Linked DNA regions of Mus musculus: regions 1 and 2 are each linked to region 3. The links are chromatin loops, found by intact Hi-C in ENCODE. Cell type or tissue: gastrocnemius. All regions are shown on one strand. Each heading gives the region's core, and the rest is flanking DNA. Links, peaks and the distances in the headings are about the cores only. Region 1 has its middle 9.8 kb from the start of Gm35109. Region 2 has its middle 22 kb from the start of Uqcrfs1. Region 3 has its middle 19 kb from the start of Irf4.

Evidence for each region. Hi-C counts contacts between places; a loop is a spot of excess contacts. Peaks named below come from ENCODE experiments on the same cell type or tissue, not always from the same donor. Only the 100,000 strongest peaks of a DNase experiment are listed, where the experiment ranks them.
Region 1: it touches region 3 in a loop (2.8-fold over the local background); 11 of 42 quality-filtered maps call a loop at or near these places.
Region 2: a loop joins it to region 3, with 3 times the contacts of the local background. A loop is called at or near these places in 8 of 42 quality-filtered maps.

The regions. Positions count from the first base shown.
Region 1 is chr13:30,599,573-30,610,500 of GRCm38, reverse strand. No RefSeq gene overlaps it. Among named protein-coding and RNA genes, the nearest start is that of Gm35109, 9.8 kb to the left of the region's middle. In gastrocnemius, for the core only: a CTCF peak has its summit at 6,334 (motif pointing left); a DNase peak (open chromatin) is centred at 6,365.
Region 2 is chr13:30,562,212-30,573,139 of GRCm38, reverse strand. No RefSeq gene overlaps it. Among named protein-coding and RNA genes, the nearest start is that of Uqcrfs1, 22 kb to the right of the region's middle. In gastrocnemius, for the core only: a CTCF peak has its summit at 6,157; a DNase peak (open chromatin) is centred at 6,166.
Region 3 is chr13:30,724,598-30,735,525 of GRCm38, reverse strand. No RefSeq gene overlaps it. Among named protein-coding and RNA genes, the nearest start is that of Irf4, 19 kb to the left of the region's middle. In gastrocnemius, for the core only: a CTCF peak has its summit at 6,052; no DNase peak of the experiment used is centred there; H3K4me3 peaks cover 248 bases; H3K27ac peaks cover 574 bases.

The DNA.
Region 1 (10,928 bases), core at 1,378-9,377, 130 kb after region 3:
TGGCAGTCTCTAGATGGTCCATCCTTTCGTCTCAGCTCCAAACTTTGCTGCATATGTATCAGAAGATGGCCTAGTTGGTCATCAGTGGAAAGAGAGGCCCATTGGTCTTGCAAACTTTATATGCCTAAGTACAGGGGAACACCAGGGCCAAGAAGTGGGAGTAGGGGGTGAGGAGAGTGGGAGGGAGGGCATGGGGGACTTTTGGGATAGTATTGGAAATGTAAATGAAGAAAATACCTAATTAAAAAAAGGAAAAAAAAGAATTGCTTTTCTACATCACAATTTGATTTCTCCCCCACACTCACTGCTGTTTTGAAATGTAGAGTTGGTACATGCTGATTATGTAAGGACTGGAAAATTATGGAAAAATAAGTTCAAAATCACAAAAAGTCTGATAGGATTAAGGAGTGATTGGCATTTGGCATCTAGTAAGTGTTCTCACCATGGTAACCTTTAGCATGACGTCAGTCACACTCAAAGGGCACCAAGAAGCCACAAATTGCAAACCAAAACCAAATAGGGAAGCGAGGCAGGGCATCATGGAGAATCTGTGTGGCAGACACTATTGGCTTACCCACCTATCAGTCTCCTGCTCCTGTCTCTGTTCTAGACATGAGCATTGAGCCTTTTCATAGCCTCTCTGCCTCCTGGGTGGCTGTGTGGCTACATATCTGGTCATTGGTCATTGACGTAGCAAATGAAATCTATCAAGTATCTCCCATGATAATGCTTGATATTTTACTAAAAGAAATAGTATCACCTTTTCTTATTTCTTCCCTTGACTACAATACCTGAGATAACAACAGCTTGCCTCTATGGTGCATATTAAAAAGACTTGTGGCTGAATTGTGTCCAGGTAAAATTCATATGTTGAAGCTTGGATGCCAGGACCTCATATGGAATTATATTTAGAGATGGAGTCTTTAAAAGGTATGTGAGTTAAACTGGGCATATTAGGGTGAACCATAATCCAGTCTGGCTAGTGTTCTAAGAAGAAATTAGAAAGTGAAGAACAGTGTCAGGACACAGTATGAAGATAGCCACTACAAGCCAAGAAAAAGGACCTCACATGTCTATTTGGTGTCTGTCATACACACACACACACACACACACACACACACACACACACACACACACACACATATGTTTGAGGCATCCCTGGACAATGAATACAAATGCCTGATTACTTAAGTTGTTACTTTCAACTGAAAGAATTCTGAATAATTTCCATTTCTTTAGAAATGTGTGTGTGTGTAGTGAGATTTAAGATCCACATAAGATTTTATAGTCCCTCATATCACAACTAAAGAAATATAGATTTTTGGTTTTGGCTATGCAGTAGCTAGATTTTCCCCCCTCAGTGCCAACACAATTTTTTTTTTGGTTTTCGAGACAGGGTTTCTCTGTGTAGCCCTGGCTGTCCTGGAACTCACTCTGTAGACCAGGCTGGCCTCGAACTCAGAAATCTGCCTCCCGAATGCTGGGACTAAAGGCGTGTACCACCAATTTTTTTTTTTTGAAGAAAATTTCTCAAGTCTTCACAAGAATCCCTCCAAATATTATAATGAAAGGAAGTTTTACCTCAACTAAACCAAAACAGCAGCATCACTGCCATTGAAACAGGTAAACTGCAAACTAAAGTCTAGGTGCCTCAGAGTCCAAACTATGAAAACTGACAGTCGATAACAATGAACGTTTATGTACTTATTGGCCTTTCAACGTCCTTAAGTCATCTTGTCCCTGAATTCTGGTATAACCATAGGGAAGATGGGTGCTGACGGCTTTGGGCTTTGTCACCTTCGGAAAGGGCACTGCAAACCAATGTCTGTCTGCAGCTGCCAGATGCTTCACGGGGCTGTGATCCTCGGGAGTCCTTGGCTTCAGAGAGTGTCACCTCTGAAAGGTTTTGCCCACTAGTAAAGTAGATCGCAGGTTCTGAGAAAGGACAGGGAACCTCAAAACTAGGTGTGCTGGAGTTGAAGGTCAGTTAGATAATTCAAAGAAGTGCCAGTCAAATACCAAAGCATTATGACTAGTGACAGCACTGTCGACCAACACCTGGGTAAACTCAGATTTGCCCATAGCCACTGTGCAACTGGCAGAGAGACAAACCTGCTTAGTGCTGAGGGCAGAAAGAAAAAAAATTCATCCTATGATGGATGCTTTCCTATTTTCTTCTTTTCTTTTCTTTTTTCCTGTGTGTGTGAGTGCTTGCAGAGGTCAGGAGATAAGCTTAGCTGTGGTTCCTCAGCTGCCATCAATCTTCTTTATGTTTATGAGATTATCCCTCATTGGAACTCAGCAAGTATGAATGTCCCATCAGTGAACCCAGAAGGCTCCATTTGCCTCTACCTCCCCAGCACTGGATTATGAGTGTGTGCTGCTAGTCCCAGAATTTGCGTGGGTTCTGGAGACCAAGCTCGAATTCACACGCTTGCAAGGGAAGCACTTTACTGACTGAAATAACTTTCTAGCCAACTGCAGTGTTATTTCCACTGCCAAATAAGAGAATCGGAGGACCCAACATCCATAAATAGGAGAGAAACTAGACAAACTTTTTGAAGCTATTAAATAGAATGTGAAGGTACACGAAAGTTCTGTAAGTCCGATCAGTAAGTAAAAATGTAAGGCTTTACCTGTGTGAGTGTGCGTGTGTGTGTGTGTGTGTGTGTGTGTGAATGTGTGTACATTTGAAGGGCTTACATTACTTCTCAGTATTAGACATAGGTTAAGGAGATGGTATCCAATGGGAATGGAGTTTAATTTGGGGTTCAGGGTGTCTTTCATCTGGATTCAACACAAAGCACCAGGACTAGCTTCTCAGCTGCTGCCTCCCAGAGCTGTCACCCTCAAAGGTGGGTCCTACCAGGCTGTGAGAAGTTCCCAGGTTTCACTTCACATGGCCTGAAGCACAAAGTGCTGAAGGGTCAGCCCCACGTACCACACATGCTGAGGGGTTTCAATTTGACTTTTGAGAGCTTTTAAACCTGAGGGACAACACCAGCCACACACACACAGGTGAGTTTCATTGTTAAAACCATTGAAACCGGTTTGGAGCCACAGAGCCCTCCTACACCCCTGCCAGAGCCTCTGTCCACATTTAGATATTATGGGAGGGGTATGGTCCTGAAACTTGGACCACTTGTGTCTCTGGCAGAATTGTGTACCTTCCATTTTTTTCTCCTTCCAAAAGAGGGTTTTCCAGAGTAAGGATGCTAAAATGGCCCAACTCTGGGGTTCACCAAGGTCTTCACACATTGAGGGAAAGAGAAACCACTCCTTTGAAAAAAAATCAAAGTTTCCAGGGGCAGTTTATTTTAATTCTATTCTGGCTTATACAAATAGCTAAAGAAAGTATGTCTCCTCAGTCCAGAAGGGTGAAGACCATTTTCCAACAGAGACCAAAAAGGATTAGTAGACAAGCCAAACAAACAAACAAAAAACAAAAACAAAAAAAGCAAAAAAAAAAAAATCTAATCAAAAGAATGAAAAAAAAAAGCTTTTTTTTTAAATAAAATTTTACCTCAAAAAGTTTGACAACTATTAAGCTAGAATAGGTAATAAATGAGCATGACCTTACACGAGGTTTGTTGTAAAGCATATTGCATTTTAAAATATTTACACGCTGTAGTCTGCTGTTGCTGTTTGGTTTGTGTCTTTCTTGCTTTCCTTACTTCTTCCTGCCATTCCAATTGCCTCCTTTCCTTTCCCATCCCTTCTTCACTGCTCAGACTCTTGGCTGCATTTCCCACCCACCATCTTTATTCCCCGAGGAACCTGATTATGTTCGGGTATCGTTGGCTGAAACAAAACATAAAAGCCATTCTTCTCCCAGGGGCTGGTCTAGAAGAGAATGTGTCATCTTGTGCTGACCGATGATACAAAAGGAAGTTATCTTGAAGTGACTCAGAAATACTCTCCTCCCTAAAAAGGGAGATGGATACCAAAGGAGAAAGGCCAGATCAGAGCCACTGACTTCCACATTAAACCACGACAGAAAGAGTCAGTTCTCACTGTCACTGTGAAATATGATGTCTGGCTTTCTTGAGACCTATTAAGTAAATAGAATGCCCCTGTATTTTGAGCCATGTTTTTAAATGTTACTTCTAGCCAGAAAGGAAGAAGGAAGGAAGGAAGGAAGGAAGGAAGGAAGGGAGGGAGGGAGGGAGGGAGGGAGGGAGGGAAGGAAGGAAGGAAGGAAGGGAGGGAGGGAGGGATAGATAGACAATACATAGAAAGATAGACAGATGGTGTAGTGGCGGTTGACACACACATCTTGAGCACATAGAATGCTTCAGGGCTAGAGGAAAAACTTCAAGGGTCTTGGGTTGTAGAATCTCAAACCCCTTGACTGAGATGGGCATTCCTGCAGCACAAGTCTGTAGAATGACTGCTGCTTCAAACAGACCAACAGACAGACAGACAGACAGACAGACAGACAGACAGACAAAACACTCAATATTTGGTTACAAGGGACATAAAGGATCAAAGTGAAGAAATCTGAGGAAAAGGATTGCAACATCAATACCATCCTGTGTGTCGCCCTTGGAGGTAGCTCCCTGTTACCCCAAGAAGCCTCATCACAATGCACACTATCACAGCCCAGGAGCAAACATTCCTCCCATGGTGCAAATCTATGGTTTTAGAGTAAATAGCAACTATTACCTAATGAACAATAAGAACAAAAAAGCGCCAAAAAACCCTCATGTGTGTATGTGTGTTGGGGAGGGGGGGTCTCTTGATGATGATTTTCTTGGAGACGCTTTCCTCTCTGAGAGTCATGCCACAGTAAGTCAGGCATCCATCCCTTCCAGAGCTTTTCTGAGACTCTAGCTCTGCATGTCAGCAGTACCAGGCTCTGAGTACCACAAAACTGAGTTGTCTCATCCTGAAATGCCCACAGAGGAAGTTATGTCCCAGCTATGGGGCTTTGTAATGAACCACAGACGCTGAATACCTGGTAAGCTTTTCCCTCGCCACTTTGCTTTCTCTGCCTCCTGAGTTTTCCCCAAGTTACTACTTTCCTATGGAAGCTGTGTTTCCTTGGGTGGGCACTGCATGGCCAGGGCACTCAGCATCATGACAGTAGGTCTTAGAGGACGAGAAAAGAACCAGGAAACATGCAAATGTCTGGGTCCTTTCCATCAGCATGTGCTCTGGATCCCAGAAGGGTAGAATGGGTGCCCTCTCCAGACTAGGTGCTGTTGCTCTGGCCTGAGAGAACAGGAGCTGTCCTCAGAGTTAAAGTAACATGTGCAGACGTTCATGGCCAGCACCTGAAGCAGAGATGTGGGGACTAGGTTTGATGTTTTGGGTTTTTTATTTTTTGGGTTTTGCCTAAGTGGGAGCGGTGGAGGGGGGGGGAGAGGTGATGCAGCCATGGAAGGAAGAAGCCAAGATCAAGTGGGCCTGCTAGGGTATACAGGGTCCTCCCTTATTTGTGGAAGTACATCTTAAGATCCCTAGTGGATGCCTGAAGTTACAGATGGCACGGGACCCTATATATATAGTTACAAAATCTTAACTTACCCATTAGACACAAGGGAGTGATAATAAGAACAGAGAAACAGGAAAATAATAACATACTCTAGCAAAACTTATTTAAGTCAATTGCTTACTTCTAGAATTTTCTACTTAGTGTTCATAGGCCACAACAGCCGAAACTTTTTAAAAGTAAAACTGCAGGTAAAGTACCAGAATGAGTAAGATAAGAATAAACACATATGAAAATTCCATAATAAACACCATTATCATGTATAGTTGACTAAAGACTAAAATATATTATTTCAGAGATTCCTGGATTAAAGTGTACTCAGCTTTGGTCTGTGTCTTCCTGTTTCTACCTCCTCTTTACCTCCTAATCTCTACAGTAGAGATGGTAATACTGCCCAATGGCATTGATATTTAAGTTGGCATTAAGAGTGACTATGAACATGATACAGTACTCGGCACAAAACAAGCATTCACATGATATTTTAAATAATCTAGCACATAGTTGAAAAAATATGTTAGCAAAGAGTTGTGAGGAACACCACATACTCCAAGGAGTTTCACAGTGAGGGAGTTCAATATTCTTATTACCCACGTGTGTATTTGATATTCGGGATGCTACACTTTCAAAACCCAGAAATCAGTGCCGCTCAATCAGCGCCATTCAGTGCCTTATCAGATTCCACCAGGTGGTCAGCAGAGCTAAGAATCAGTGCCAGGGGGTTTCCGTGTGACACTTTTCAGAGAACCAATTTGTTTTCAGCCTCTGAGATATGGGGTGGGAATGCAGTCGGTAGCAAGTCCTGAGTAACAGTGGCCACTCTGCCACCTTCTGGGTGCATGAGGAAGGCAGTGGTCTGCTGACCCGGACAGTAAGGTCTGAATCAGGCTTCCAGTATGACTCAGCCCTCCTTCCCTGAGCCTATTTTCGCAAAGGCTGTCAAGATGTTCACATGCAAGACGTTCGGCGATGAAGGATCTGAGTGATTTCTGGAAATAGCTCCGCTGGTGAGATGCTGACACTTCACAGATTCAACAATTTGTGACAGCCTGAGTCACCGATAACAAAGCCATCAGCCAACGGTGCTTCTCACATGGCAGGCCTTGCAGAACCATGAGAGGGTGCATCCAAACAGCCTGCGCCATTTAGGAAGCAATCTGGAGTCAGGCTGGCCAAGGTGTCCCTTCTGAGCAGAGCAGCCAAGTGAGGAAGGAACCAAAACCTTTATCTGCTCAGACTCCTGAGAATCAGACCCCAGTGGCTTCCGTCTGGGGTCGACATCATCGTTATCCGCTTTCCTTGCCTCGTAGGTTGAGACGTGCCCACATTGGGGCAGTATTTTTTTGCCCTGTAGAGAGAGAAAGACTCTTGTACTTTACCAAGCACCAATTCCCCACCAATAAACGTGGGGAAGATTTTCTGGAAGTGCCTTTCCCCTCTGTGCATCACATGGCTTCATGTGCACTTCTAGGGTGTTCACACTTGCTGGGCACCTTGTCCGCATCCAGCTGATGCCCAGTTGTGCTGTACTTAAAATTACACCAACTCTTGCTTCAGCTCAAATACATCCTCTCTGAACCTCTCCTTCCTCTTCTGAGCGTGGAATGAAAAATGCCATCTTCCTTAGCGTTGTTGTGAAGACTTATGGGCGCAGGTTACCTGAAGAGTCTAACGCAGAACCTGAGATACAGTCAGGTTGTACCACAGGGGGTCAACTGGCCAGTTTCACGGAGAGGACAGTGCCGCTCTTCTCAGCACCCAGTCTCACCAGCAGGAGGGCTTTAGAAACGTCTAGTACATGAACCGTGGTGAAGCTGTTGTTGTCCTGCTTTGCAAGCGGAGGATAGGTGAATTTGTCTGTTTAAGGGAAAGTGTATGCCTGATCTAGGAACTTGGCTTCTATGTTCTTCCTCTAGGAATTTCTCAAAAAGTTTTTCATTACAAATGACTCACAGCTAACTGTCAAACTGGTGTGAGTAATGAAGTATAATTATGACTTCTCACAGTCCCAGAGGTTTTGCAAGGACCAAACACTATATACAGAGTCATGGTCTCATGCTTGACTCTTGGGATTCTAGTATCTTCTAGACAGCAGATCTGCCAGGTGTCACAGCCACTCAAGACTGAGAAGATAGTGAGTGTACTTAGGAATGATGGGCTCCTCGAAGGTTCTCAAAGTCCTCGCCTCATGCCTCAGTGGCTAAGGTAGAGTTGTGGGAATCCTTATGACTGTGAATGTTCTAGAGCAGTGGTTCTTACATTTATAATTGTATGACAAGAAGACTGTGTATTCCTCAAGTAGCCTCCTGTTCTAAAATATCTTTTCTTCTCAGGGTTATTCCAGTGCAAGTATCCAATGTAATCAGATTCGCTTTCTGCAGCATATCCAAGAACAAAGTATGAACACCACTAAATCAATAAAAAGGGTAAGTGGCTCAGGGTCTACATTCTGATAGACCTTGCCGGCTTGCTCCCAGATCTGCTGGGGGAGGGTATCAAGAATCTGGTTGGTGGGATCAGGGCTGTTGATGTAGACTACAGCAGCCTATTATGATGGCTACCTTGGGTTTAGTCTAAGAGTTTTGTTAACAGCTGTGCCTACAAAACGTGTTCACTCCCAACCAGTTTAAACATTTCTGAAGGAGGCAGGGATGTTAAAGTGGCGGGGAGTTTTTGTTTTCAGTTAGCAATTCTTCATAACGATACTATGCAACCTGAACTGCCCATCATGAGCTGGGTGTTATCTGACCTGCTGTGGTTTAAATCTGGACATGTCTAGAAATAAATCTCTCATCAAATGAAAGTGGTACATACATGATCAGGCATGAGCAGATCCTATAGGCACAAGTAAGTTACATGAAGAAGTGATCCAAATGTCTCTGGTCTCCCCCTATAATGCTTTCTCTATCCAAGCACGCACCTGTGGTCCCATGGAGTGTTCTTGTTTTCTTTTTGTTGCTGTGACTAAGCACCATGACCAAGAAGCGAGTTGGAAAGGAAAGGGTTTCTTTCATTTTACACTTCCAACTAAAGGGTGTCACTGAGAGAGGTCAGGTCAGAAACCCAAGGAAGCAGAAACCATGGGCATCACTGCTTACTAGCTTACCTCTCCTGCCCATGTTCAGACAGCTTTTTTACACAATTCAGAACCCCCTGTCCAAGGGTACTTCCACCCACAGTGAGGTTTTCCCTTCTCTCAATTAGCAATCAAAATCTGATCAAGGAAATTCTTCAAGTGTGGTTCTCTCTTACAACTCCAGGCTGTGTGGCGTTGACATCTGAAAAGTAATTGAAAGATCAAGTGTGCCCTGTGAGCAGGTGAGTGGGAAGACAGCATCTGGCTCCACACACTACTCAAGCACAACCCAGAGGGAGAGAGCATCTGTGACATTATGGCTCCTTTTTGGAGACAACTCTGAAGTAGGTTGGTGAAGGGAAACCCTCTCACTGGGCAGAACTTTAGGCAGTGTGTGTAGTTATGAATTTTTCTTCAAAGACAATTGGCCACTATGTGTCATTATCTATTGATCCTTAGGCTATAATTCATTTAGCTGAGTAGTTGGAGACTCGGAAGCAGCAAGATTAGAAAACTGGAGAGAAAGACACCCAGAGAACAAACATGGGAAGATTTCTCCAAACTAGCAAAAGTTGTGTAGACACTCATGCCTCTTGCAAATGCTCCTTAAAAAGTGACCTCCACCGAAGAGGACTTCAGCAGTCAGATGAGATAAGCCGCTCTGTGGCTTTGTCCTGTGATCTGGGTGGCTTGTCATGATGTAAAGAAGCAGTAGAGGGAGGAGTAGGAAGGTACTGGTGTCTTTTTCTTGAAACCTCAGAGCAAGGTTACTGTCATCATTGCAAAGGCATCTTCCTCGTTATGACAACTATAAGCTTATTAAAAACAAGTGTCTGTCGATTCCAGTGAGCTTTCTCCTGAAACACTCTTTGGAAGCTTGTCATCTAAAGTAAACTGTATCTCATCCTTTTAAAAGAAAATTCATAAAACAAAAGCCTACAAAGGAAAAGACTGACTTGTGTCTGTGGCAGGATGGAAGAAAGGGGACTCCCCATGTAATGTTTTCTCAGAACTTTTATTCCCAGGACCACATAGGGCATGGAAATTCAAATGTGAGGTTTGAGACAAATACAGGAAGGGAAATCAGTTCCAGTTGGATATATCATTATGACATTTTCCATCCAGAACAGAAAGGATATTGACTGTTCATATGCACTGAGAGAATCTCATAAAAACATTCTGTCTGTGGTCTGTGAGCACATCTTATGGACATTAGATAAAACTATCTGGGTTTGCATGTTTAACAAAGTCATTGCATCCTAAAAGCCACAGGGTCTGTCCCATACATCTGATTTAACTGCATAGAAGCATTGAGTTGTATGGATTTTAGATCTGGTTAAATTTGGTCTATGGTGTTTTTAATTTGTTTTATAATAAGGTAACAAATGTCTCCAGTTTTCTGACTTGCAAATGGAGTATTTCCCTTTCGGCCATCATAAAATCCCCCTTGGCAGTGATGGCCTCTTCCTCAGTAATGCCTGGTGTCTCTCTTGAGCTTGGCTTCTCTGTGGAAAAAGTGGAGACTTAGATAAACAATTGCGAAAGAGCTGAAGTGAAATCTTGATGTTTATTAGAGTCCATCGGATCGGCACGCACTCAGTTTTGTCTTTCTCTCATTCTCATTAGTCATCTTGCGCACACAGAAAATAAAATATTCACTTCTTTTGGCAGAATAGCTTTCAGTTTGGGGAATTACAAAGACTTCACAGTTTTAAGTTTCAGGGGGAGAAAATATGTTTTATTTTCATCAGAACGTGTATTCTCGCCTCCATACCACTGTTTACATTTACACGATTAAAACTGAGTTGACTTAGCAAATACTGTCATAGTTAGCTATTGGCTTTCTCAGCCACAGGTGAGCATCCCTATCCTGAAGACAGGATAGGACTCACTTCCAACTGATCATGGTGGCCATGGCTATCTTCTTTTTAAAACTTATTTTCAATTAAAACATCATTTTATTACTTATTCTTTCCCCTTTCTCCCTCCAGCCCCCCCCCCAGGTCTCCTTTTAACCATTCTCAGGCCCCCTTCTCCCTCCCTCTGAAATTGATGGTTTCATTTTCTTTCTTTATTATTGTTACCCACATAAGTGGATAGGTGCACAGATATGTAAACATAACCCGAGTACATAATTGCTTATCCAATACTAAGTGGCCAGCCCTGAAATCATGTTCACATGAACATCAAATGACTCTCTTCTCAGAGAAACCAGGAGTGTTTCAGGAGTGCTCACTAAAATAGAGGCAAGTTAGTTTCCTACTATGCTTTTGACAATTTTGTTTAAAATAAAAAAAGAAGAAGAAGAAGAAGTCAGTTCTCTGAGCAAGCGTGGTGGTACATGCCTGCTATCCCATAATA
Region 2 (10,928 bases), core at 1,487-9,486, 160 kb after region 3:
TTGACTCTATCTATGTGTAGGAGTCCTTCCTCAGGGGGGCTGCCCCAAGATCTGCATTTAAAATTCACTAGGTAGATTGCTATTCTTCTAACCGAGATCTCAGACAGCAAATTGATTTAGGCTTTATGCTCAGGAGTGATTATGATTTAACCCAAATAGGAGGAAACAACATTTATAGATGATTTATATTATGTTTCAGACAGCTAAGCATAATATAGGTATGTATTTATTTGTAGATGATTTAGTATGTCTCAGACAGCTAAGCATAATATATGTATGTACTTATTTTTTTTTCCCATAGACATCTTTCAAAGGTGGGTACAAGACTACTATTCCCGTTTTATGGCTGGAAAACTAAGGCCCAGAATTTTGTTATTGTTTTTGCTGCTGGTGGTGGTGGTTTTAGACCTCAGTCCTCCCACTTCAGGCTCTTGAGTAGTGGGATTATTCTTAATTTAACACTCATACTTTAAATTGAAATTAAAAAAAAAAAGTATTGGTTATACTCACCCCCTCACTCCCACCTCACCACCCTAGCATTCCCCTACACTGGGGCATCAAGCCTTCACAGGAACAAGGGCCTCCCCTCCCTTTGATGCCCGACAAGGCCACCCTGTGCTACATATGTGGCTGGAGCCATGGGTCCCTCCATGTGTACTCTTTGGTTGGTGGTTTAGTCCCTGGGAGCTCTGGAGGGTCTGGTTGGTTGATATTGCTGCTCTTCCTACGGGGTTGCAAACCCCTTCAGCTCCTTCTTGAACTGAATTTTTAAAAAGAAACCTCAACACGAATCAATAATTTCATGGATAACACAAATGTGAAACATAAACGCCATGGGATTTAAACTCAGGTTAAAGAAAAATGAAATGAAGAAATCTGTAAGAAAAAAAAGAGATGGATCGACAGAGAGAGAATTATATTAGCAATGTGGCCAAACCCAGCAAAAACAAAAACAGGCCCTCTCTCACATGCAGATCACAGCTTATACTATATTGTATGTGTATAAATGCATGAGCTACACATGAAGTATAACCTAAAAACTAGAAAGGAGATGGAGAGGTCATAAAAAGAGATGCCAAAGAAAGGAAAGAATGGTGGAGGGACCTGTGTGATATGAAGGTGGGAAGGAGACTGGGGAGGGGAGGACACAGAGGAAGGAGGGGGTATGAGCTGGGGACAGGAATCAACTAAAACAAATGCCATTGTGACACCTAACACTTTGTTTTTTCAAGCCCAGCCACACACAGGTCCGGTATGTACACATTCACAGGTCCAGGGATGACAGCATCACCCCACCAGACAAGTCCCACTGATGAGATTCAAGCACACATTTGTTTTCATCTTGAGGCCTTGGGCTTTGTCTTTCCTTCTCCCTCCTGTCCAAGCCCTGTGTTTCTCAGGGCAGAATCTTTCCTTTTCAGCTCCCAATATTGAGGTTTGACATGGTCCCTTCCTTCCCCACATGAGACTCACATTGAATTACAAGTCACTTGTTGGGAACAGAAACTGAGCTCTGAAGCCAAAGATCATCATGAAGAACTTTTTTTTTTTTTTAATCTTAACATGTAATAAGATTCCGAACCCAGATCAAAAAACAGTTCACTGAATCCATACTGAGAGTAGAGAGCCAAGCTACCACTGCAGGAGGGCAGACGGACACCGCACGAGAGAGGTTGCAGTTTTTTGCTGGGATCTGCAGTGCACAGGGACCTTGGCAGGAAGGCCTGCATGTGACCAGTACACACGGAGCAGCTTAGATGAACTGTGCCCTTCTTCACTAGCTGGGTTTGGGACATGCCTACAAAGGACCATGCTTGGTTTAGTCCATTACTGCATTGCTGACATCATCTTGGCAATCTTAATCATTTTTAGACAAGACTTCCTCATCTCCATTTTGTGCTAGACACCTCCCCCCATCAACTGGCTTGCTGGTCAGTCTAGCCTTTGGGGGGAGAGTACCATTTGAAGACTAGCCTATCCTGGTCATTAAGTGGCCTGTTCTGCTGATGTGAAACTATGGCCTTTGCCAGCTCCATTCCTAACACAGATTTCTAAAAATGAAAAAAAAAAAAAAGTTCCCTTAGTTGGCCTTAGTTGGTTGACATAGCAGCCCAGTTATCTGAGGGATTCTCAGTTGGATTGTCTCAATCAGATTGGCCTGGGGCTGTGTCTATGGGGCATTTTCTTGATAACAGATGCAAGATTGCCCATTCAAATATGGGCAATCCTGGCCCTGAGGTGTGGTCCTGAGTTCCATAAAATGCTGGCTGAGCAAGAGCCAGAGGGGCAAGGCATTTCTCTGGTTTCTGCTTCAAAGTCCTGCCTTGGATTCTTGCTCTGGTTTCCCCCGGACGGACTATAAACTATAAGCTAAAATAAGCCCTTTCCTCCCCTGAGTTGCTTTGAGTTGGTGTTTTATCACAGTGGCAGAGAAACAAGTGCAAACAAACAGCCTTATTTTTCCTTCTTGCCGTCTAAAGCTTAGAACCCACAGGCTCCAGATAGTTTTTCTATATCTTCACTGAGTCCAGGACTTCCAGCATGACCTGAAAGAGGTCAGAGCACTGCCTTCTTTGGGGAATTTGAAAATGCCTTCTCATTTGGCTTATTATTATTATTTCTTATTGCAGGTTAGTGTCTGCTTCAGATCTGTTTACATAGAAATGGCTTCTGGGAGATGCTTTGAAGAGTATCTAGCCACATATCTGTCACTGACCTCAAAGTCATCCTTAGCCAATGGCCTTCCCTGTTGCTAACAGAAACCAAGAAGCCCATTGGCTAGTGTTTTCTTGAACTATGTTTGCACAGGAGCTTCAATACAACCACAGTCAGATGCTTGCCCTCTGGGAAACACATTGAAACACCCTGAATTGTTCCTTTGACAGGGAATAGGAGGGAGAATTGCTTTCCAGGTTTGATGATGACAGTACTGTGAAGGTCACTCCCGGGCAGGTAGAACTTAGAAATGCAGTACTCCCCAAAGCACTTGGGCCCCAAGGCACAAAGTTGGGTATGCACTCATGTAAAGCCTCCAGGCCTTTCTTCATTCCCTACTGAGGCCGAGAACACTCTCACCTCCACACGAGCTCTCTCAGTGGAAGGAAGGCTAAGCATAAGCCAACAGTGTGTAAAGCTCCCAGTGGGCTCGGACCCCTGCCCTGATATTATCTCTTAGAAATACTGCCTGTCATTTGCGCAGTCACCAGATCATAAGTTCATGCAACGCCCGTGCACAAACTGCAAACTTTTTATGTGTCTCAGTGATATTTAAGTTGAGAAGGCAGACAAGGCAAGTGATAGGCACAGCCAGCTTGGCGGGAGTGACCGAGGAAAGGAAGAAACCCCATTGATGGGACTACAAAATTAGGCAGCTCCCTTGGAAGATAAATGTCAGGGAAAGTCTCACTGAAGATGTGAGATGGATTGGCCTCCAGCACATGTGCCTGTTTGGGTCTGGCAGAGGAGGGCACTCTTGGAATAGAGATAGTAGCAGCTGATCCTGGAAGGGACTGACTTATGTATGGTCCCCAAGAATGTTACCAGAAAGACAGGGAGTCCTTCAGGGCCGGGTAGAAGCTTTTGATTAGTATTAGAAGTATCATGAGGCCATTTCTCTGCTGAGGCAGCCACAGCAAGGTAACGAAGCGAATGGATTATGGTTTCAGACTGTATCAGAGGGGCAGAAGACTAGCTCCAAACAGATAATCTAGGTGTCACCTGCAAAGGGAGGTGCTGTTGAGGGTGTAGGTGGTGTGGATATGGAAAGAAACATATTTGAAGATGGGGCAGGGAGTAGTAAGACATAGGTCTTAGGTTTCTAGCATGGGAGACAGTATTACTTGAATCTATTTCCAGAAAAAATGAAATATTTACATTCAAGTCCAAGGTACGCTACAATAAGTTAAAATGTGGTCTTATTTGTTAAAAAAAAGGGACTTCTCACATGTTTATTTATTTCATTTTATTTAAATAAAAATTAGTTGATTAAAGGGGACCACAATGCAATAAGATAGATGATCTTATAGCACAAGAAAATTCAGAGACAGTTTCTGGCACCAGCAAGTTGCCAGGCTGGAGAGAGCAAGGGCTGTGCAGAGTGGGAACTGTTAAACAGGAGTGGGGGTGTGGTCAAGAAGCATCACTGGGACCCCCATTTCTAGGTATTGAGCAGTGGCTTAGCAAGGGGAAAATTCTATAGGAAGGCATCAAAATCTGGAAATAAAGCTTAGTGGGTGGAGAGCTTGCTACAACATGCATGAGGGCCTGGGTGTGGATCCTCAAGACCCATGTGAAAAGCTAGACATGGCTGTAGGCACTGTGTCATCCCTGGGTTGATGTAGGGGAGACAGGAGGATTAGTAAGTCTGCTGGTATTTTCCCTGTTCAGTGAGAGACCCTGTCTCAAGGACACAAGGTGGGTCTGAAGAAGTTCAGGGCATCTGATGGCTTCTTCAGATCACCACAGATGCAGAGAGAGGGGGGAGGGGGAGGGGGAGAGGGGGGGAGGGGGAGAGGGAGAAAGAGGGAGAAAGAGGGAGAAAGAGGGAGAAAAAGGGAGAAAGAGGGAGAAAGGAGAATTTCTTTAAAAAGAGCAAGGAAACCAGTCACAGGAGTCAAAGTCAGGAGGAACATATGGCCACAGCAGCAAGCCCATGAGAAGTGGACACTGTCCTGGTGTCTGTGGACCATCTGAGAGGGTTCTAGCCAAACAGAATGTCACCCTGCTCCTCTGAAGTAGCCAGAAGCCACCACCTGAGAGACAGGGACTGCCTGTCACCTTCTCTGGACTTACTGAAAGCCCAAGATGGCTCAGAGAGTCTTACACGCGTTCTCGCGACCGGCCAGGAAGAACACAGCAAATTTATTGCTTACATCTTCAGGAGCCAGAGAGCAAGAGAGCAAGAGAGCAAGAGCAAGAAAGCAAGAAAAAGAACAAGAACAAGAAAGCAAGGGAGAGAAAGCAAGAGAAAGAAAAAGAAAGCAAGAACAAGAAAGCAAGAGAGAGAAAAAGCAAGAGCAAGAGAGAGAACAAGAGAGAGAGAAAGAATGGCAAAACCCCGTCCCTTTTAAGGAGAATTATCCTCCGCCTAGGACGTGTCATTCCCTGATTGGCTGCAGCCCATCGGCCCAGTTGTCATCACAGGAAAGGCAGAACACATGGCGGGAAAACTGCCCCTGCACGTGTGCAGATTATGTTTACTACTTAGAACACAGCTGTCAGCGCCATCTTGTAATGGCAAATGTGAGGGCGGCTCCCAACAAGAGAGTAACAGGCTCTTGCTTTCAAGTCCAGTGACCTAAACTTGATCTCTGGATTGAGGGAAGGAGAGAACTGATCCCTGCAAGCTGTCCTATGCCCTTTGTGCATGCGCTATGGTGCGCTACCCCAGTAAATAAACAAAGGGAAAACACAAATGACTGCCAAAAGGAGTTAGTGGAGCTGTTTGTAACGACAGCCCTTGCCACAGGGGCAGGCTAGACAGCTCAGCTCCATGATAGTTGATTTTAGACCCAGCCCCTGAACTTGAAGAGCGAGAGGTCTTCCTCATCTTTTCTCTTTTACTCTCTCAAGCTCTGAGACAATCAACCACATCTCACATTCGGGTCATCAGAGGTATGGCTCATGAAGGACTTTCTGTGATACGTTCATATTTTTAGTCATCTGAAGAGTCACACTTCCATTGGCCTGGTAACTAGCCTGAAATGGAAGGTGAGGGCTGTTCTGGTGGCTTCATTTTCCAGTGTCATTGTCACAGAGTTTCTCCATTTCAAACTACCTTTCTCTGAACCACATCAAGGGAAAGACAAAAAGAACTGGGTTTGGAAGTACCAAGAACTCCAAGGCAGGCCTCAACCAGAATTCAAATGTGAATAGCACTTTGCCTAAAGGGGCCTACTGATCGGTTTTGAAAGGGCGGAAAGTATTGCCTAAAATTAAGAGCTACCAGTGGATACATATTCCATTTCTACATTAAACATGGGGAAATAAGCTACTTGGAAAGAAAGAAAATCTTATTTTTAGGATTATTTACAATTTACATCAATGATTTAGGAAGTTGGCCACAACTCTGATCCAGAAGAGAACATGAGACCATGGCAGGACACATGCAGAAGTCGCTGTGCATGGTCGGGGCCTCTTCCACAGTCCTCTGGCTCCCTCCAGAGGATATGTCGCTCCTGGATTAGTGAAGAAGACAACGCTACAGTTGCACACAAGTGGTCTGACTGGCCTATCTTTGTCACCGGCCCAGAGCTTCGAGGAAGAGCCACCAAGTCTCTTGGGATGAAAGTCTCAGGTCCGACCACTGGAGAGGCTTCTTGGATGTCCCGGTGTGGTTTGTCACCCTTCTGTGTGTGGAGATGGATTGGAGGGTTTGGGTACATGTAGTAAATGTTTAACAAATACATGTTTGATGACTTAACAATAAATACAATGCTAGCAAATTCAGGCTTCTGTATAACCATGGAACAAAAGACCAACACTTGCAAGGTTGTTTTTCTCCAGCTCGGCTTTTGTTTCTAAAAGGACAGGGGTGAGCATTAGCTTCTGATAGATGTGACTTAAGAGAGTTGAGACATGGGCCCCAGCAGCAGCACAGCCCATGGGCAGCAACAGGGCTTTAGGTAGCAGCACAGCCCATGAATCCACAAGGCCTTTGATGGTAACTTGGGCCTCGAACATCAACACCAACCCTGACTGCAGCAGGGCCTTGGACCTAGGCATGGCCCTTGGTGGCAGCATGGACCCAAACATCAGCATGGCCTTGGGTGACAGTCCAGGCCACTCATATCTGTATGGCTCCAGGGACAGCACAACCCACGGATGTCAGCATGGCCTTAGACTACAGCACAGACCATGGGCATCTGCATGACCCTTGGTGGTAGCACGTGCCACAGACATCAACACATCCACTGGCAGGCACACTCTTCTGCCATGTGCCCATCTGTGGCCTGCACTGCCACCAGAGGCTGTGTTGATGTCGATGGTCTGGGCTGCCTTCAAGGGCCTTGTTCTACTTGTCTGGGCCCCTACTGCAGGAGGGGACCATGCTCGTAGTCAGTATGGTCTCCAGAAACAGTGTGAAGGCACATGGTCTGTGCTTGCACTGACGGCAAAGATCAAGGAGATTACTTTGGTTGTCGTATCAATAACTGCAGACACATAGTTGAGGGGGAGGAGTGTGGAAAACTTCAGTGACACCCCTTATCCCTCACAACCCCCTCTCTCCCCAAAAGTAACAGCCTAGACTAGAAGCCACTGAAGAGAACACCTCAAGAGTATGATAAGGATGCTGATGTAGCTCTCCACGATTGATGGCTTCTGGTGGAAGTGCGGCAGGGGAAGGACTCAGTTCTGTTTAAGGGCAGGTTAGGGAGAGTTTGGCCAAGCTCCAGTGAGTACATGCAGATAGCACACATTAGATGTTTTACTCTTTTTTTATCTTTAAAATATTTTTAGGGGAGAGGTCACAACTGGGAAGGCAAACACAGGGCTGGGGAGTGAATATGATTGGGGAGCATGGTGTGAAACTTCCAGAGAATTAATAAAAATTCTACTTTGAAAAAAAAAGACAAGACAAGACAAGAAAGAAAAAGAAAAGAAAAGAAGAGAAGAGAAAAGAAGAGAAAAGAAAAGGGCTGAGGCATGAGTTCCCCTGGGAGAAGGGAATTATTAAGAAACGACAACCATTTAGCTTCTGTGATAAAGAGATAAGCATTCTTAGTCACAGATCAGCACAGGGTCTTGAGAGGATAAAACACAGGGCAAAAAGGTCCTGGTGTATGACTTATTGGGAAGCCCAGGAGAGGCTCAGGGTAGGCACTCAGGGATATAGAAGGGGTCTCCAAAACAGTCACAGATGTGTGCTAGGGGGACACAGTGAGGAGATGGGGATTTCAGAGGCTTCTGGTTCCCATCGTCCCTCTGATGAAAATGTTCCTAGAAAGGAAGTGACTGACTCTGAGTCACACAGTGCTAGGACTAGAACCCAGCAGTCTGCCCTTTGCTTCAGAACCTCTGTCTCTGAATCACGTCTTAAGGCTGAGGGCACTAGTGGAGACCTCTTAGGCTGTAAGAACCAGCTCTCTACAACTAGTTCATTGGAAATTGTGGGCTACTGGAAAGTGACATTAGTATTGGCTACTGGGCAGGGGACATTGTCGAGAGTTACCAGAAACCCAAGATGGAAGAGTTACATAGCTCTTCAGACCACAGGAACATCTCACGGTGCATCTTTGGGCACACTGTGATTATTGGATGTAGGTTTTGTCCTGGAGTCCCAGTAACGTTCATAAGCTAGCTAGGCATGGATCTCAGCTCTGCCCCTGGCTACCCCGACAGTTTCTACACAATGGCTTTCTCTCCTTCGATTCATTTTCCTCTTTGAGATGGTACATTCTAGTAGTATGTGCTGTGATCTGGAGTTTGACTGCTCTTTCTTACTCCAACATTGCCAAACAGGAGCAGGGAGATTGGGAGCATATTTACCTCTTTGTGCTTCACTTTAATCAGCCATAAAATGAGGACAATTGTATTACCTATGTACAAAGCTGCTATGGTAGTGAACAAGTTTGCTTGCATAAGGAGCCTGCAAGAGGGTCTGGAACAATCTTCAATAAAGCACAGCTGTTACTTGTGTTCACTGATGGCCAGACATAGGGGTGACAACATGGTCTTAGATGACCGAGTTTTGTTGAGCAACGGATATATGTGCAAGTACTTTGAGACTTGGAACATGGAGGGCCAACCATTTAAATGCGATAACTTTAGAAACCAATCATAAAGAGGCCTGTTCTGCAGGTACTCAATACATTGTTATGGATTTGATGGCTGCTATTTTAACCAAAAGGATATTTCATTGCAAAAGGCCAGTTCATCCTTCAAACTGCATGTTTGAAGAGCTTTAGGCTTAGATACCGCTGGTTTCCCCGTCTTTTTACTGAGGGACATCCACCAGTTTGTCCAGCACAGGCTCTCTGTAGAACTGGAAATAGAGATATACTACACAAACATCATCCATATTGCCTCTCTCTGTAGTCTGGGGAACGAAATACAAAATAAATTCAAATTGGTTTCTACAGTAAGATTAAAGACTGGTCGATATTTGACTTTACTCTGTGTACAAGCTACCAAGCCAGCTTGCTACTGCTTTGTGGATAGAAACAAAGAGCATTGTTAGGTGTAGCACAGAAACAATCACTCAGCAGCAGGTTTGTTCCCCTTGTCCCACTTCCCACAGGTAAGCAGTATGCTCGGATTGATGCTGGGCATGCAAAAGAATGTAGAACACAGGGGGATTCACCAACCAGTCAAGTGTTCTTTGACTGGGGGCCTCAGGCAAACCCCTCAGGGTTACAAACACAATTATCCCTCAGAAATGGACTAACATAATAATGTCCCAGCAGACACTTTTGTTACACCAAAGACTTTTTGTTGTTAATATTTACATTTTTTTTAAGAAGAACCAAGCCATCCCTACACATAGATATTGGTGGTGGGCAGGACAGACCACATTTGCCATCTTTGCTTTTAGATATGACCTCTACTGGCAGTGTTCTGTTTTAGACAGACAAGACTTCCTGGAACCTCAAGGTTTCTTCTTGCCTAGAACTGAAGACACCTGGCCCCCTGCATTCTGTGGAGATGACCTCTAATGCCATTGCTGTTTCTTCTATATGTATAAGGTTTCCTTTAAAAGAAAACATGAATGTGAAGAAAGGCAAAGCCAAAGGGTCTTGGTTATTATGTGCATAGCCCTTCTTAGGAGGTTTGAGAGAAGGGATCTGACCTCGTGGTGAGCCACAAGTCCTTGCTTGCTCACCAAAGGGGCCACTGGGATTGGTTGGGATGTCTCACTTTGAACTAGTTCATCTGGTTCTCCAGGTCTGAAATGGAAGTTCGTATCCACAGTGGTATACATTACTGTACAGCTATCTCAGTAGCTATCTGATGCATGGAAGATCAGTATGTGTTTCAGAGTCCACACACATAACAGATGACTCCCCCAACATGACCATTGGGTTGGGAACCTCAGTGTGGAAAAGATATATGGAATCCTGAAAGGAAGGAGAGTTTACTTTCTGCCTTGGTGCCCTTGTGACAGGGTCACTCGCTTTATAATTTGTTTGATAGTTTCATACATTTGTACAATGAATTTCAGACAGTTTCCCCCATGCTCGTCTCACCCCCTACTGGAATCTTTCTTCTCCACAAATCTCCACTTTGCCTTATTCGTGTCTCCTTTCGTGTCTCGTGGCCCACTGAGGTCAATTAGAGTTTCTTTCCCAAAAAGGGGTGGGAGGTGATTTACTCGAGTGAGGGAAACTTGTCACAGGTTACACTACTGAAGAAAACGACATCTCTCCTCCAATAACCATTAGTTGCCAATAGTCTCTCAGGGAGGGGCAGGGCCTTGTGGTTCCTCCCCCATCGATGATGAAATGTTAAACTGTCCAGGTTTGTACAAGTCTTATGCAGACAGCTATAGCGGCAGTGATCTCATTAGTACAAAGGCTATAGCATGTCTGGGAGACAGCTTCTTGTGGCACATCTCTCCACCTCTGGCTCTTGAAAGGGACAGGTGTCTCACTGGAACCTCTTCCCCAGAGATGGGAGGCCCTGTACTTGTCAAACACCACCTTTCCCTTGCAACTTTCTGTTACAGGAAAGTCTGGTCTAAAGCTGGCTTCCCCTGCACCCTCGTCTGAATGTTTGGTTAAAGAGCACAAGTTACCTACACCCATATTTAGGGCTGGACAGGGAGAGGGTGGAGGAGGAGGAGGAAAAGGAGGTGAACTATGACAGGGACACTCTCACCTAACAGCTTAAGTGTGCAGAGCCCCGAGAGGGTAGTGAAGAGGACCACATGGTATAGTCACCGGGGCACACATAGCGCCTGCACAATTGTGTTGGGCGTCTCCTCCGGGATG
Region 3 (10,928 bases), core at 1,075-9,074:
ACAAGACTCTAGATGTGGTTTTAATTTGTATATTTTTTTTTGTAGTATGGAATTGAAAATGAGCAAAACATGCCATTTATTGTGTTCTGACTTTCTCTCTCTTTCCCTTTCTCCTTTCCTCCCTCTCTCCCTCACTTCCTTCTTTGCTTTCCCCTCCCTGTCCATCCCTTCCTTCTTTCCCTCAATTTGAACCAACAAATAAAAAAACATACAAATGTATTGTTTAGTTCACTTTCCATTTCTGTGACAAAACATGTGATCCAATTAATTGAACGGAAGACAATCTTGTGTTGGATTATGAGTTATCCCATAGCTCCTGGTCCCACTTTGATTCTGTGACAGCAAAGCATGTCAAAGGTACGCAGAGAGAAGGCTGTCCCATCACGGCAGCTGGGAAGCAAGAGAGACAATGCGTTCTGTGCCCATAGCCCCTTCCTGTGGTAACTACAACTGGCCCAGCTTCTCTCCACTAGACTCCACCTTTTAAGGTCCTACAGTAGTTCAATAGATGGTGGCAGAGCCCTTGGGGGGACGTTCCAAACCACCGATGTACCGTGCACAGTAGTATAATCTGGTGTCTGGATAGATTGTGGAGGGACTGGATTAAACAGACTGATCTGCATTTCCTCATTCGTGTATCTACTTAGCCAGTAATTTTCAAGTGCATAATTCATTGTCTTTAACCATAGTCGCCATGAGATCCCACAGAATTGCTCTTCTTTTCTGACTGACATTCCGGGTCCTTTAACTAACATCTCTCCCATTCCTCTCCTGCCCTGTCTCTGTTAACCATTCTAGTCTTTGCTTCTAAGTTGGATGTCTTTAGATTCCACATACAACGAGGTTCCACAGTGGTATCTTGCTGGGCCTGGTCTATTTCAATTGTGGCTTCCACATTCCCTGTTGTTACAAAAGCATGACTTTCCTCTTCTTGATTTGCATACCATTAACCATATTTATCATACTGTGCATAGGACCCCAGAAATCCATATTTTTTTGGTCTGGATGGAATTCTGTATCCATTGGCCTACCTTTCCTTCCCCCATGAACCTTTATATCCACCATCTGCTGCTTGTTTCTAAGAGTATAAAATTTATCTTTCTATCCCTGGGCATTTAACATGATGTCCCCCAGATTTATCCACGTCATCACAAATGGCCAGATTTCTTTCCCTTTGAAGGTTATATATTATTCTATTGTGCAGGATCACTGCTTTCTCCATCTAGTCCTTTCTATTGGTGGACATAGAATTTGACTTGATATCTTGGCTATCAAGAGTGAGTGGTTCTAAAAAATGTCTTTGACGTGTTCATTTAAATTTTGGGCATATATTGAGTAGTAGGATTGTTGATGCTTTATGTATTTTAATTTCTTCATCAGTGGACTAGGGTTTCTTTTTCCCCTATGGGCATTCTTTTTATTTTCTTAACGATTTCTTTATTTATATTTTATTCGTGTGAGTGTTTGCTTACACAGATGTAAGTGAACCATGTGCCATGCCAGGTACCTACAGAAACCAGAAGAGGGGGTTAGATCTTACGAAACTGCAGTTACAGGTGGTTGTAAGCTGTTATGTGGGTGCTGGGACCTAAACCCAGGTTTGCTTTAGAAGCAGCAGGTGCTCTTGACCACTGAGCTCTCTCTCCAGCCCCAGGCACCTTCTCTCTCTCTCTCTCTCCTCTCTCCTCTCTCTCCTTCCTCTTCTTCTTCCTCCTCCTCTTCTTCCTCTCTCTCCTTCCTCTTCCTCTTATTCTTTCTTCCTTCCTTCCTCCTCCCCCCTCCCCCTCCCCCCTTCCCCTCCCCCTTCCCCTCCCCCTCCCCCTCCTCCTCCTCCTCTTTCTCCTCCTCCTCCTCCTCCTCCTCCTCCTCCTCCTCCTCCTCCTCCTCCTCCTCCTTCTTCTTCTTCTTCTTCTTCTTCTTCTTCTTCTTCTTCTTGTCCTCCTTTTTATTTTTCCTTGCTATATTTTATCTTTCATCTCCCCTAGGAACTTCCAAGGGCAAGGACCATACTTTTTATTTCTTATTTTTCAGCACACTGGAAATAGTGTCATGCACAGAGTAAACTACTTGTCAAAAAAATTACAATGTTGTAGAATGTTTTAAAAATAAGACTAATTTTTAAAATTCTGCTTTATTTTGTTTTTTAAATAGCATTCACAGTGATGGGTTTCATTATAACATCTTGATGCATGTAAACCACATAGATCAAAACAGTCACTCACTATCACCACTCGCGGGCACCCTCTGATCTGTTTCCCATGCCTGCATGTGCGCTCACTCGTGTGTGTGTGTGTGTGTGTGTGTGTGTGTGTGTGTGTGTGTGTGTGTGTGTGTGTGAAATCTAGATTCTACATATGTAATACTTGTCTGTTTCATTTCCTTAAGAGGATGATCTCCGGTTTCATTCATTTTCCTGCAAATAATGTATTTAGTTTTTGTTTATGGCTGAACAAAACCCCACTGTGTGTTGCTGACAGGCATCAAGGCTGGTTCCTTATCGTGGCTGTTGTGACTAATGCAGCAATAAACATGGCTGTGAAGGACTTTTGTGGTGTATTGACTTAGACTCCTTCAGATGCATAGCCTGGAGTAGTATAGCTAGATTATATGACGGTTACATTTTCTTTTTCAGAACTGCATACTCATTTCTAGAGTGGCTGTTCCAGTTTACATGTCTACCAGTAATGCACAGAGGTTTCCCGTTCCTCCTAGCCTCAGCGACATCCGGTGCTATTGGTTTCTTGGGAAAGCTATCCGATGGGACATAAGATAGATCCCCAGTGAAGTTTTGATCTGCATTTACATGATGGCTGAAAAAATGGTCAAGTGAAGTTGCACTTTATGGTCTTTCACACTTCTTTGAGAACAATTCAATTCATTTGCTCAGTCATCAACTAGATAATTGCTTTTTTGATTTTTTTTTTCTCCTTAGGTGTTTGACTTCTTTACTGATTACAGATAGTAATCTGTGTCAGATGCTTAGCCGACAAAGACGTTCTGCTGCCCTTTGGCTGCCTATTCATTCTGTTCATTGTTTCCTTTGCTGTTGGGGAGCTCTTAATTCAAGCCCATTTGTCAATTCTTGGGCTTGCTTCCTATGCAACCAGAGTCCTTTTTGGAAAACTCCTTGCCTGTGACTCTTTCTTCAGTGTTTCCCTCTAAAAGTTTTTGAGGTCTACATTAAGATCTTTGATCCGTTTTTAATTATTAACAATAACAATTATTATTATATGATTATATGCACTATATAATATATAAACACATAATATAAATATAATAATAAATATTGTTATTATTGTAATATATGGTACAGAGGGAGAACAGATCCAGTTTCCTAATTTTTTCTTTTTTACCAGTCAGTTACCTTTGATTGGACACTAGTTCTCAGTCAGGGTATGAAGGTTCAGCCAGTTTAATTCTTCCTAGATTGGAGTGGGGCAGACGGTTATGCTCAGCCATGCAGCCAGTGCCCTCCATAGTGACTCCTCTTCATGGGTTCTTGCCTCGCTGTTCCGGTTCCTTGTAAGAAATGCAGTAGTTGAAAGCCACGTAGGCTGCCAGTACCATATTAATCCCCGAGATGCTGCCTTTCCGAATGCTGGTGTACTTGTAAGTATTGATCATGCCCTCTCTGGAAAGGCTCCTGCAGTACCACTGGGGATGAAATCCCGCATCAATATCCAACTCGGCCACTCTCCAACTTTAACCTCCACGAGCTTCTTCTTCTTCAGTGGCACAAGCACCGCCATCTTGCAGTCCTGGTGTCCGCAAACATCCAGCCGAGCGTGAGGGCTCCAGTTTCATTCTTATACATGTAGACCGTTCATTTTCTTTAGCAAACTTTGTTGAAGAGGCTGTTGTTAGGAGACAGTTTCCCCGAGTCCTCCTATCTCAGGGACAAGTTCCATCTTGCTGGTGGGACCAAACTGAGTTCACGTTCCCAGGTTCCAGAACTAACTCTTATTATATCTGCTTCCTCGGGCATTTCTGTTAATATGTAAAGGGTGCAAAGAAGAAAGCTGTCTATCCCGTTATCTGAACTAAGGCACACAGATAGGCAACTGCCTGTCTTAATTTAATTGACTATGTGCAGTTTGTCGACTCCTTTGTTCCATCATTATTCTAAATTCCAGACCAGAGTCCAGGAGAGGACCTGACTATAAAAGCTGAATTGGGACCCTGAAACCACGTGACCTGGATAAGACCCAGCCACCAACATTAAGTTCTTGACTAACTCCTTGTGTCAAAATATGATTGGTCAATGCAACAGTCCACTCGGTCCTCCACCCCACCCCCACCTCCTGCTTTGTGTTCCCATCCTATAAAAATATTGTACAGTTTCCCTTTGGAGGGTGCAGTTTCAGAGGCAGAACTGGCTGCCTCTTTGAAAGACTAGAAAATAAAGCTTTAATTTTTAAACTTCTGTCTCTGAAGTGAGTTTTTCTTGGCTTCCAATTAGAACCCAATAGCTGTCTTTTCATATATATATATATACATATATGGCATTTTTTGAAGATCAAGTGTCTGTAGCTGTGTGGATGAATAAATAAAGTTGAATGGTTTCATTATTATACAGTGGCTTACACTGAGTTCCATCTCTTTTTGTATTTTTTCCCCTACATCAACCCAGAGGTACATGGTGCTTAGCTTCTGCCAGGGCATTGGACATTTTGGTGATTCTATTTTTATCTATCTATCTATCTATCTATCTATCTATCTATCTATCTATCTATCTATCATCTATTTATTTATTGTGTGTGTGTGTGTGTGTGAGAGAGAGAGAGAGAGAGAGAGAGAGAGTCTTGATATGTAGCCCAGGCTAGCCTCACTGAACTCGTGGCGAGCATTCTGCCCCAGTCCCCTGAGTACCACTTTGCATGGCTCTCGTTTTGGTTTTGAGGGGAGCAGAATAATTTTTTTTAACGGCTAGTCCCTCTGGTAGTTTGGGGACCTCTCTGTCATCTGTGCTGTAATGTTTTTTTGGTACCGCTAGTCAGCGATTTTGCGGAATGTCTCTCCATTGCCCGATGCTTGTTCTGGTTACGTTGAGGTCAGTGCAGTTTTGGTAAAAGTCCCACAGAGGTGACACTGTGTCTTCAGTGCATGACATTAACGGTCATGTGACAGTAATGGGCTTATTAATGTCCCCGTTGCCCTTGATAGTCCAAGTAGGGCTCTAAGTAAAGGGTTTCCCCTCTGATCACCGATCAGGTTTTCTTTCTGGTTGGTGTCTCTCTTGGGAGAGATAAGTCCAGACTATGCAAATACAGCCTCTCCCACGTGCTGTGCCTGGTGACTCAGTGACTGGGTAGTCAGCCCAGAGTTAGCACTGTCCTAGGTAATGGCGATTTTGTACTTTTCTTGTCCGGTCCCCATTTACTTGCCTGAATTCTTCTACAAGCAAGAATGCCCCAGCCTTCTGTTTGTTGATTCATTCAATTCTATGTCAGTTTGGACTCCTGTACTTATTTTATTTTATTTTATTTTATATCATATAAACATTTTTCCTTTTTTATTGGCTATTTTCTTTATTTATACTTCAAATGTGTGTATTTGTTTTATTCCATGGGTTAGATGCTAATGTTCTCATAATTTGCTGTTCAAATTCAAATTACACCAGTTTGGTCCATCAGGAGTTTTTTTTTCTTTTTGTTTTTGTTTTTCTTTTTGATTGGCTCAGTAGCCTCTTGATGTGTTCCTTTCTTTTTCAAGTACTTCCTTGTTTTCTGGCTGCACAAATGTCTCAGGCTCCTCACATAAGCTCTCCCTTTCGAGTCTGGGCACCAACCACTTCTCCCTGAGTCCCACCGTGTGTTGGAGCTTTTTCCAAATCATCCCTGATTTCAATCAATACCTTCTTTTGGAGCTGCTGACCACCACAATCCTTACCACCTAGAGTAGCTCCCACACATCCTAAGCAGCTCATGGGTGGACGCACTCAGGAAGAACAAGCCAAGATCAGCCACTCCCATCTCCTTTAGTGGCCCTTGGTCACTCAGCAAACCGTCCTGTTGAGCAGCCAGAGAGACCGGACCCTGAAGCAATTCCAGCTCCTGCCAGCCTGTGGAGCCTGAAACTCGGAATCAAACCTCTGTCCTCATTTTTCTAAAAATAGTTCTTAAGGAGACAGGATCCCCGGACGGCACAGAGCCACCCAACATAGCACAGGCAGCCTGAAGATGGGAACTCTGGGCAGGGACATTAGTGGACATACATGTGTAAGAATTTATCAGTGGATATGCACAGGTAACTGAGAGCCATATCAAGAACCACTCAGCAGGCTGAGGACGGTAAACACTGTAGCCCGCTGACTGCGTGTTAGAGTACTGCTCAGTCTAGAGCTAAGTACTTGAAATCAGCATTCGGGGCTTTTCTTGGTTTGAATACTTTTCTCCATTCACTGCTACTTCATGGCTGGCACTAGGAGACACAGGGCTGCAGTCACAGAAATTCCAGAGTGGCAGAGTAAAGTGTTAATAATTTATGTCTTACAAGAAAAGTCATAGGTTTCCAGGGTCATACAAGATCGTCAAATACTCTGAGTCATTCCAGAGTGCAAGAACTGGGGAGCCTGTGGAGACTTGGGGTTGCCTTTGGAAGCTTGTGGGAACCCAGACTTTGAAGGTGCAGCCTGCTCTAGCCTCTGCTGCACTGCCTCCGCCTTCATTCTTCATCTGTCACACATGATGCTAATCCAACTGTGCAACTCACTTCTCTAGTAAGTGGAGATACCGTAGAGAGCAGCCCTTGAGACAGATGAGTACCCCCCATCCTCACCCCCACCCTACCCAACAGGCTTTGCACTTTTTCTTGTGGAAGGTGCTAGACAAGTGCTCTACCACTGAGCCACACCCCAGCCTATTTGTTGCTCCCTAGCAACATGCTCTTTTGGAACTTCTAGGCCACCAAGTCCAGATCCAAGTGTGACGGCACCATTTTGATTTGGCTTGGTTCTTGCCAGTGGGAGCTCCTACAGGCCTCCTCTCAACCTCCAGTGACCACACCTTCCCTGATGGTTCTACAGAGAGGCAGGGAATCTTCAAGCTTGACCTAAGGGGACTGATATGGGAAAGGCCCGCAGGGGAGGGGAGAGAGGCTTGTAGGGTGGAAGAGGGTTGCAAAGGGGAGAGGGTGCCGCCTTTGAGGAACCGAAAGAGCTGCAGGCTGAGCTGGTGGGCAAGCACTGAGGAGGTGGGGCTCAGTGGTTACTGCTGCAGCAGGCTGGTGCAAGGGAAGGCGCTCAGGTGGCTTTCAAGGGAATTGAAGCCTGGATGGGCTTCGGGACGGGCTGATTTAGGATGTAACAGTGATAACATCTACTGTTGGAGCATCAATCGCCACATAGATGGTATTGATACAGGGATGTTGCTGTTTGTCACTGCCACTGCTACTGTTGTCATTGCTTCTGCTGCCACAGGCATTGCTGGTGCTGCCCTCTGGTACTATATATCTTCCTGCTCTGCTGTGGCTACTGTTAGTACTCCTGCTGCTATGGCTGCTGTCCTCTGACACAATGGCTACTGGCCACCATCTCTTCTGTCTTCTGCATTAATCTCCACCCAAGAGACTGTAAGCAAAGTCCTGTCTTTTACCTTGATCCTTCTTCTCCATGTCTCAAGACTAGACCCCAGACACTCTTCAACACTGCTGATAATTTAAAGAGAAAGTGCTTGGACCCAGGTTCAGGGAGCTTGTCTCCTGGCCTTAGGAAGCTTCCCTTTGGAGACCAAGAGTGACTAGGAGGCAGCGATTCCACATAAACCTTTGTCAGCCACCACTAAGTACATCAGCCTGGGCTTCATGGAAAGGCGGTTTGTGCCCCAAGCTTTCACTTCTTAGACAGGCAGGTGCCAAGTATCTGTGCCATGCCAGGTATTATTCTAGGACCAGCCCCTCAGAACTTGCATCTGAGAGAGGAGTGGCATCTCATGCCTACACAGAGCTGCTTAGTCCTATTGCAACATTAAGTGCTAAGAGGTAAACTGAAGAAATCCTTAGCCTAGACAGAGACAGAGGCCTCACGTGGGCACCTGTAAGGTACTGCATGACCTAAGAGATGGTTCTACAGAGAGGTGGTCTCTAAAAGCCTGCAGGTGATTGTAGATCCTTCCTTGGGGACAACTGTGACTCACCATAAGTATCCTCCTTCAGTGGAGTTGTGGGTTCCAGTTTTAAGCAGAGAACCCTCAAGCAAACCAAGAGAACTCAATCACTATGCTTGAGATTAAACACTAGGCTGTTTAATACTGACTCTGTCTCACAGGAAGGAGGTGGGGGCATACCTTGGTCCCACCCCCATCCTCCCAGAGAGACAGACAGACACACACACAAATACACACAAACACACACACACAAACACACACTTACTGTCTGCTCTCTGTAGAAGTTTAGAGCACGTGGACTTAGGAAAACCCCACACTCACTGAATGAATGATTTATTCAATAGAATTTACAACAGACATCTCTGGGGAGGTTGGCATTGATGAGTAAGACTCCATCCCTTACTCTAAATACCGAATCCTCCCCGCCCCCCTCAGTGTGGCAATGTATCATCACATGTGCACAGATGAAGGTCTGTGGGGCAACAAAGAATGTGTCTGGGGGATGAGGAAAGGTTCTGAAAAGCTCAGTTTCGGAGAAGAGGGAGGTGGTAAGCTTCCTATGAGACGGCTCACCAAACCAAGGGCCTGCCCAAGCCGAATCCAAGTGGGTAAATCACTCTAAAGGGATGGCAGGAATTTCAGCACAGAGACTAGCAGCCTGGGGCCTAGCACGCTGGGCTCCAGGCTTTGCTACATCATGCCACAATACAGCTTGTTGTCCTGGCCTATGTAGCCAGTGTCAAGGAACTGAAAGACTATAGCCAGCACCAGACAACTCATTTAAATAGTTACCTGCAGACTTTGTGGTTTATAATTGAACCTTACACAGACTTGAGGACATGCTGTGTCTCACAGTCTATGTGCACTGTCAAGCCAGGTCTCATGAAGGTGCACTACAAGCAGCCCTCTTCTTGCTTCTAGCCTAGCCTGGGCTATGCTCTTGCTTCCCAAGAGGCAACCACAGTGATTTTGGCCCACTGTTTTCAATCTTTATACATGCACTTATAAACTAGATCTGACTTTCTTTTTCTTGTTTTAAAAAGGCTATGGGCATTTCCTGGACTTGGTGGTACATCCCTGTAATCCCAGCAGCACTTAGGGGGCCATGGTAGGGGGATGCTGTTCCTGAAGCCAGCCATAGCTACATAGCAAGACTTGCCTAAAAAAAACACCGCACAAAACAAGAAACAAACAAAAACAGACAAGGTTGTAGAGAATATATTTGAAATGGACAGTAACTGTACTTTTATTATATATATATTTTATTATGTATTATATACATTTAGTTTTACAAAAAGAGCAAACATAACAAAATGTTATCGGTGGTTACAGTAGGATCAATCAAAGTGGCTGTAATAGTCTACTTTGCAGACTTTATATTTCTTTTCTTCACAAAAAGCAGAAAGGGGGCTGGGTATCTCAGTGGTTTCAGGGCAGTCGCTGCTCTTGTTGAGGACATGGGTTTGGTTCTTAACACACTCATGGTGGCTCAAAACTGTCCATAACTTCACCAGGCATGGTGGCACACGCCTTTAATTCCAGCACTCAGGAGGCAGAGGCAGGCGGAATTCTGAGTTTGAGGCCAGCCTGGTCTACAAAGTGAGTTCCAGGACAGCCAGGGCTACACAGAGAAACCCTGTCTCGAAAAACCAAAAACCAAAAACCAAAAAAAAAAAAAAAAAAAAACAAAAACAAAAAACCAACAACAAAAACCCAAACAAACAAACAAACAAAAACAAAAACAAAACCACCACCCCCCAAAAAACCCCATAAAACAAAACTGTCCATAGCTCCAGTCTCAGGGCATTTGACTCCCTCTCCAGGTCATCAGGAATACATGTGGTATATACACACATATACAGGTATACATATTTTTAAAAATCCAACAAAACTGGAGGAGCCAGATGGCAGACCACTCAGGCCCTCCAGCCGCTCCATTGACCTTCTGGAGACAGCAATATGCAGAACTCCTCAGTTACTCTTCTGGGACTTCCTGGGGCCCCTTCCATGGGTAGGGGAACCGTGGGCTCTGATGCAGGACCTCACTGGCAGCTACTTTGTAAAAGCTCGCGTGGAGTCCCTGTTCCATCATTTTAAACTGAGTAGGTTTCCCATTGGCTAGAGAATAGAAAGAGATGGAGAACCAGACCGGATGATTCAAGGTCTAAAATCCTCAGTCTGCAGTTGGCAGGGAGCTGTGGGGAGCTGCAGGGAGCTGCAGGGAGCTGCAGGGAGTGAGATGAGGCCCCGCCTTCCTTCACGGTCATGCCCTCTTTCTGATTCAGTGAAAATATGACCAATCTCTTTCTCTTTCCGAAGGCATGGAAAGCACCTCCCAGGATAGGAACAAGAGTTCAAAACCCCTCTGAATGCTCTGTGCGGTGGGAACTCCAGCTAATTAGCATACACGACGTCTCACCTACTTACTGTTTTCAGCTCTGCAGTACTGTAGTATGTAACTATAGTCACATGCTGTGTGATCAATCTCTTTAACTGCATGGTGTGTACACATTTCAAAACATTTCAGACGCAATATTTTGGTCAAATTAAAAAAAACAGATTAAATCACAGATTAACATGTGCTGTGCTCTTCAGGAGGAGAGATTGTTTATAAACACAGGACAGTGTATCCTCACTTGGCAGTTTGGGAACCAGCTGTAGCCAAGGGCTAAAGCCAGATAGGAGTTTGCCAAGGGCTGATGCAAATTTGCCAATTCTCTCTCTCTCTCTCTCTCTCTCTCTCTCTCTCTCTCTCTGTACTTTAGGTCAATGCAGGCCTCTTTCAAAGCTGGGGAAAACATTTTATGGGTGCTGCAGTCACATTAA